Linked DNA regions of Homo sapiens: region 1 is linked to region 2. A link is an interaction called in ENCODE POLR2A ChIA-PET data of the cell type or tissue named here. Cell type or tissue: MCF 10A. All regions are shown on one strand.

Region 1 (4,000 bases), 240 kb before region 2:
TATAATTTACACAACACAAACTGTATTGCCCAGCATCTGCAGTGGTACCCGTGGCCAACTCCAGGATACATGTCTTGCTCAGCTTTCTAGTGAATCTCATCGTAAGGGTCTCCTTTTTCTCCCGAAGTATTAATATTATGAACATTAGTGAGCAAAACTCAGGTGAAAAAATGCAGATTTCTACCTGTGTGCAAGTGCATGGAAAGATGAAACTGCCTTCTGCCAAAACCACTTCCAGAAACTCATCCCCACCTTCCTTGGATCCTTTTTTACTCTGATTGGAAACTACCATTTAATTTTCTTAGTTATCTGGCTTTCAGCCTCCAAATAAGTCCTCCCTGGGAACAGTGACCTTCCCAGCAGAGAGCTTGTTCCTTCTCTCCCGTCTGTTCCCACTGGCCTTCCTCACCTGGCTTTCACCAGAAGTGGGTATTTCTTTACCTAAGACAGCCCACTACCTGCTTTCTGTGAGTGAATCCTCCCCTGGTGAGAAAGGGCAGTGATCTGAGAACAAAAGGAAATTGTTAGAGCACTATGAGAGGAGATAACAAATCCCCGGCGAGGCAAGTAGGCTGCAAAGCAATGACTGTTTGAAGCACACTGGGTAAAAACCAGGAAAGACCCTGATACGGTTTGGCTGTGTCCCCATCAAATCTCATCTTGAATAGTAACTCCCACAGGTCCCACGTGTCAAGGGAGAGAGACCCAGTGGGAGGTAAATGAATCATGGGGGCGGGTCTTTCTCGTGCTGTTCTCGTGATAGTGAATACGTCTCGCGAGATCTGATGGTTTTAAAAAGCCTGTACAAGCTCTCTCTCTTTGCTTGCTGGCATCCACTTAAGACGTGACTTGATCCTCCTTGCCTTCCACCATAATTGTGAGGCCTCCCCAGCCACGTGGAACCCGACGTCCATTAAACCTCTTTCTTTTGTAAATTGCCCCGTCTCGGGTATGTCTTTATCAGTAGTGTGAAAATGGACTAACACAGACCCCTAGCGAATAATTAACATCGGAATAATTAATATCCACTACAATGCAAAAATATTTCAGCAACAGAGGCTTCTAAAATGTTTTCCTACCTTTAATTTCTACCCTCTTGACCCAAGTTTTGTGTATTACACCATGATCTCACCCCATCCATATGTGAACTTCAATTCATCAGGAAATAGAAGCTCAGCCCTCCCCCAGCTATCCTTGCTCCTTCCCCCACCTGATATTTTTATTCCAAGGCAATACTTTCTAGAGTTTTCCAACACTGACTTCTACCAAAGCATGGTAATATTAAAATTAAGATTTGTTCCATAATGAATCACCTTTTCCTAAAATGAAAAACTAGGACTGTGTTTCTGTAGACAGTATACTGTAATGCTGAGAATGTAAGTAAATATGAAGAAAAGCACATTTAGACAAAATTAAATTTTCAGTTCTATAAAAGGAGAAGACAAAGAGTAGTTAAGATCTTCTGTGGGGAAAACAGAATAGCCTTTCCGGAAGTATGTAATTTATCATCTTGAAATAGATTGGGCAAGTTCCAACACAGCCACACATTCAGAATCATGTCCACATTCTGTGTGCTCACAATGAACAAGTCCACGCCCCAATTCCAAGATCCTACAGCGTGGGCTCAGCGGTACAGGGACAGGTGTGCAGCTCCAGGACAGACGGTAGCAGAGGAGCTGTATTTGGCAATGCTCACTGCAATGTTTCTAAGTCATATTTTTATAGCTGAATCAAAGTGATTTTATTCTGAAGACCCACAGGCTTGCTTTTTTATTTAAAAAAACCTTTTTGTTTGTTTTTCTGTCAACTACCCGACACTAGCTATCAGACTTCATCATGTGTGATATCTGTTAGGGAAGAAAGAAAGAACTTTGTTATATGATGCAAAAGGTTGCACATTTTTGTCCTTATGTATCTGGAGGACTGGAAATCTAAAATATCACCCCAGTATTTTGGGTATGCAGGGGGTAGGGAAGTGGCTCTGGGAGCAGAAAGTGTTACTTGGAGTACAGGAGTCCCCTGTTGAAGAACAAATGGCTTTAAGAAAAACAAACAACCCCATTAAAAAGTGGACAAAGGACATGAACAGACACTTCTCAAAAGAAGACATACATGCGGCCAACCAAACATATGAAAAAAAGTTCAACATCACTGATCATTAGAGAAATACAAATCAAAACCACAATAAGATACCATCTCATATCAGTCAGAATCATGATTATTAAAAACTCAAGAAAGAACAGATGCCGGTGAGGTTGCAGAGAAACAGGAACGCTTTTACACTGTTGGTGGGAATGTAAATTAGTTCAACCATTGTGGAAGACGGTGTGACAATTCCTCAGAGACCTAGAACCAGAAATACCATTTGACCCAGCGATCCCTTTACTGGGTATACACCCAAAGGAATATAAGTCATTCTATTATAAAGATATCTGTATATGTATATTCATGGCAGCACTATTCACAATAGCAAAGACATGGAATCAACCCAAATGCCCATCAATGACAGACGACAGACTGGATAAAGAAAATGTGGTACATATACACCATGGAATACTATGCAGCCATAAAAAGGAACAAGATCATGTCCTTTGCAGGGACATGGATGAAGCTGGAAGCCATTATCCTCAGCAAAGTAACACAGGCACAGAAAACCAAACACCACATGTTCTCACTTATAAGTGGAGCTGAACAGTGAGAACACGTGGACACAGGGAGGGGAATACACACACAGGGGCCTGTTGGGGGAGGGAGGGAGAGCATCAGGAAAAATAGCTGATGCATGTGGGGCTTAATACCTACGTGATGGGTTGATAGGTGCAGCAAACCACCACGGCACACGTTTACCTATGTAACAAACCTGTATGTCCTGCACATGTACCCCAGAATTTTAAAAGAAAAGAAAAGAAGACAAGTGTCCTCATTCATTCAACAGGTATTTACTAAAGTCATGTGACAGGCACTGTCCTCGGTGCTGGGCATAACACATGGGGGTTGGGGGGTTCTGACCCTCACAGACCTTACAAGTCTGGGGAGGTTTGGAGATAGGAAAGCAGTGGGCAGCTAGGGAAGCCCAGTGGAGGAATAACCAACTCAGGCTCAGGGCGGTCAGCAAAGGATTCCCGGGGAAGATGCTACCTGAGCTTCAATAAAAAAGATAAATAGGAATTAAGTGATAAAGGTGGGGATTGGCAAGAGAGAAAGACATTCCAGGCCAAGTGAACAGTTCACTAGGCAGCTCCTACCCTACATGCCCTCAAAGCAATCTCCTATGCTCCAGATCTCTGAGGATTATGATATTTCTCCATACAAATGGATAAAGTAAAAACAGACTTGGCTTACATGGTAAGAGACTGTAATATATATTTCAGTAAAATCTCCAGATTGAAAATCAGTAAGTCTGAGAACAGGAGCCTCAATGGAACATGAACAGGCCTAGGCTCTTTTCCTGAACTATAATCGTTTAAACACACATCCAGATCCAGGGCACGCAGCACGGGCCTTGGCAGCAGGAGGGCAAATAAGAGATTAGCATTTAGCCAAACGCAACATATGTTTCGGATAGATTCAGTGTAATTTGTCTATTTACAGTGACTGTCTTTTTCCCAGAGGAAAAATCAGTGGGCTCTGTCCATGTTTGTTTCTAAACATTTTAAACACAAAATGTTCCCGACTCTGCTTTGCTTGAGGTCCTTTCTTAATGACAACACTGGCATCAGTCACAGATTCACAACCATGGGTGCAGGTAAAAACGCCTTTTCTGGACAGAGATGAAAGAGCATGATTGCTGGTTTGCTTAATCCCTTTTGCTGCTAATTAAATCAGTACCCAGACATCATCCTCGGATTCCTTGCATCTGGTTTGAACAAAGGTAAGAAGTCATGGTTTGAAACCTTTCCCAGCCACATGCAGTGTGGGCCTCACTCACTCGGCCTCATCAGGGGCAGCCCCTCAGTTGGCAGCCACCGTAAACATGCAGTCAACACCAGCCACTTCTGTT
Region 2 (4,000 bases):
ATATTGTCCTGATTCCCCTTCTTGGGGCTCAAGATATTTAAGTATTAGAAATATGATGAATTTAGGAGATCTTGTGATATTTTTTCCAAATATTTTAGATTTTTCTAGAACAGGCCTGATTTCAAATACTGTACCATTGCCTTGAAAAGTACATCATACTCATCATATTGTGTCTCAATTTTTACTTTAAAAGCAGGTTATAGCATTTCTTCTATTCGGCTTATTAAAGAATGTAAGTTACTTGCCCAAGAGGGATGCATATATTGAAAAGTAAGTTAAGCCTTGTGAAAACCTAATTAAAGCTAATATTAAATACACTTATGCCAATAAATCAACAAAGCATTTATTTTTCCTTCAATCAGTGTTTACCACGTTCAGGGAACTTGATGAGATAGAGACTCAGCATGCTGTGATCTCTCTCTTCAAGGAGTTTACAGTTTAATTGAAGATGAATGCACTCGTGAATGATTGTGAACAAGAGGCATAGATAAGCAAGGGTGATAATTGGCACAGATTGTTACTGTTGTAGAAGTTCAGGAAGAGAGAAACAAGTATAGGAAGAAATAGTCAAACAAGTCTTAGAAAGGGGGTGGCAGATGGCCTTGACCTCTAAGGTCTTGCTGGACTTGGATAGATACAGAGGAAGAGTGTCCATATAGGAAAAATACTGAAGCCAAGAGACTGTGGTGGGCATATATGCCAAGATTAGGCTGCAGGGGTGGAGGGTTTGTCTAAGAGAAAGGAGACAAGAATGAAGATAGGTAAGGTTGGAATATGGAAAGCCTCAGGACAGGCAGAAGCTCTCAGACTTAATGGAGTAGTCTGGGGGGAAATCACTAGAAAGTTCTGATGAAGAGTTAAATTTCAGGACCCTTAAGCTGGATAAGAAGCAGGATAAACTAAGGTCTTCCATCATGATTCAGATGATAGTAAGGAGGCCTTAGACTAACTTGGTATAAGTGAAATGGAAAAGGAAAGAGAGATGTAAGTGATATTGAAAAAGATCTATTAAGACTAGGTGCAAGAAATAAAGGAGAATGGGTCATGGTCTACTCCAAACCCAGCCACAGTGTCTGTGGTAATCAGTGAATAAATCTACATTACATGGAATTGAGAGAATGTTGATGCCACTGACAGAAAGGAGACTTCAGAAAGTAATCTATTTGGGTTTGAATTTATGATTGTAAGATGATGAAGTCCAAATTAAAGTATCTCTTAATCAATGAGGTGCGTAGATGTCAGGTGAAAGGTCATAAAAAAAGAATCACTGGCAAGAATATGATGCTGAAGCCATGATAAAGGCTGAACATTCCCAGGAAGGGAGGTTTTTAACCCTTAAATTTGAAGACTGGTTATATCCTACATGGAAGGTCTGTCCGGGGATGAGCAACGTTACAATAGCAGAGCTGTGGGCATAATTTTACCAACTTGATCAAATAGCATTTTAGCATTGAAACACTGTGTGAGAGATAGTTTGAAAATATATTGACTTCTGCTAAATTTAAAAAATGAAATTTCAAAATTAATGAAATGTGTTTCAAACCTCCAGGCTGACACATTAAGCGAATCAACATGGTATATGGGTGGGAGGGGGTTGAGGGTTGAAAAATTGCCTATTTGGTACAATGTTCATTGTTTAGGTGATGGGTACACTAGAAGCCCAAACCTCACCACTACATAATATATCCATGTAACAAACCTGCACATGTATCCCCTGAATCTATAATTTAATATATATATGTGTGTGTGTGGGTGTGTGTGTGTGTGTTGTGTGTGTGTGTATTTTTTAAAGGCAAATATAAGCATGTTAAAAAAAAAAACATGGTGTGTGGCATAACTTGTATCTTCCACCACCTCTGTTTCTAGAATACTATGCCATGATTAAGTAGGGTAGGTTTTTCTGTGGAGCTCTGACATACATTTTATCACAACTATCTTGCTGTGTTGCAGTTGTTATCATCCTGATTCTTATATGAGAAAACCAAAGACCACAGAAATTTGGTAGCTTGCTTCAGATCAAATAGTCAGTGAATGGCAGAAATAAGGCTATTACCAAGAGTTTCTTGTTTCAAATGCCATGCTTTTTCTGCTATGTGATGAGAAGTCATGTTCAATGGCAATGCAGAAAAGGTGGGACCTCATCCAAAAAGCCAGATGAACAAATTCCTGCAATGCTAGGTCTGCAAGAAGAGTTACAAGGGCACAGACTGCTAACTTCTTTTCACTTTCTGTATCCCACAGGGTATATGCACATGCACACATTCACACACACACACACACACACACACACACACACACACACACACAAATCTGCAAGGCCTCTGGGGATCACGAGGTGAATTACAGTCCATTGCAGGTACATAGTTGTAGGATACATGAGGAGTAATTATGCTGCTATATATTAATACTTAATAGATATTGGTGCTTTGCTATTTACAAACTTTCAAACCGTTGATACAGATGAACAAAGTTCCTTTTCAGAGCAAAAGCCCACCATTTCTACTCTTCACCAACAGATGGCACCATGATTGTGCACAGACATTTTAGTCTTGGCTTAAGTTTGTTACTCTGTGGCCAAAATCATAAACTCAGGCAGGTAAAGTAAGTGAATGAAGTGAGACCCAGGTAAGGCAATAGGGAGTGAAACTGTGAATGACTGTGTCTGCCCAGTCAAAAGTGGACAGCCAAATCTCAGCTCTAGACCATTGCTATCGCGCAGGTTAGAGGCCCACTATTGTAAGATACCCTGATTTTTCAAGAGAGTATGAAAATTCATGTGAAAAGTCTGACTTTCGTTTGAATGCTCTTGGTTTTTTAATTTGGCAGCTAATTCACATAGCAGCACTGTGTAGATGAAACACATGCACATCTGCAGGCCAGATTGTGCTTGTGTGTTTTGTTTTGTTTCTTGAGATGGAGTCTCGCTCTGTAGCCCAGTCTGGAGTTCAGTGGCATGATCTCAGCTCACTGCAACCTATGTCTCCCAGGTTCAAGCAATTCTCCTGCCTCACCCGCCTGAGCAGCTGGGACTACAGGCGTGCGCCACCATGCCCGGCTAATTTTTGTATTTTTAGTAGAGACAGGGTTTCACCATGTTGGCCAGGCTGGTCTCGAATTCCTGACCTCAGGTGATCCACCTGCCTTGGCCTCCCAAAGTGCTAGGATTACTGTCATGAGCCACCGCGGCCGGCCTGTGTTTGTGTTTTTTGAGTTAGTTTATTAACATCATTAACTTCATCATTTCCAAAAAGTGCAAATTAGGAAGAGTGATGAGAGTCATAAGAAGAGAGCCAAGAAAGTTAAGAAAGTCTGAACTAATGCCGTCAATATGTGTGCTCTCTGGAAAAGCCTAACTTTACACAGATATGGATATTTTAATTGATTTGAAAGTGATACTTTGGATTCATGAACCAATGGACTTACAAACAGCTTTTAAGATCCTTATGTGTCATCAAGACAAAAGTGCCGACAGCAAACATTTATACTGTGAACCTTCTTTAAAAAGAGATTCTCTTAACATATTTATATAAGGGATGCTGCTCTGTGACTCCAGGAAGGTTGAAAGCCTCTGAAATATTTTAAAAGTTACATCAAACCGGCCGGGCACGGTGGCTCACACCTGTAATCCTAGCACTTTGGGAGGCCAAGGTGGGCAGATTGCCCGGGCTCAGAAATTCGAGACCAGCCTGGGCAACACCGTGAAACCCCATCTCTACTAAAACACAAAAAATTAGCCAGGCGTGGTGGCATGTGCCTGTAATCCCAGAGACTTGGGAGGCTGAGGCAGTAGAATCACTTGAACCTGGGAGGCAGAGGTTGCAGTAAGCCGAGATTGTGCCACTGCACTACAGCCTGGGCGACAGAGTGAGACCCCATCTCCAAAAAAAATAATAATAACTAAAAGTTACATCAAACATGAATTTTGAAGGCAAGATTAGTTGAGAAAAAAACAATTTTATCACTAATTAAGAGAGGGACCAGAGAAAAGGTATTTTGGTAT

The links. ChIA-PET counts read pairs that join two places held together with the same protein. Peaks named below come from ENCODE experiments on the same cell type or tissue, not always from the same donor. Only the 100,000 strongest peaks of a DNase experiment are listed, where the experiment ranks them.
Region 1: POLR2A ChIA-PET joins it to region 2 with 5 read pairs; 2 of 35 experiments call an interaction of 5 or more read pairs at or near these places.

Annotation. Positions count from the first base shown.
Region 1 is chr6:148,851,864-148,855,863 of GRCh38, reverse strand. The region is part of intron 1 of UST (uronyl 2-sulfotransferase); the gene reads right to left. Among named protein-coding and RNA genes, the nearest start is that of UST, 110 kb to the right of the region's middle. In MCF 10A, no CTCF peak of the experiment used is centred here; a DNase peak (open chromatin) is centred at 1,583.
Region 2 is chr6:148,607,275-148,611,274 of GRCh38, reverse strand. No RefSeq gene overlaps it. Among named protein-coding and RNA genes, the nearest start is that of UST, 140 kb to the left of the region's middle. In MCF 10A, a CTCF peak has its summit at 2,506 (motif pointing right); no DNase peak of the experiment used is centred here.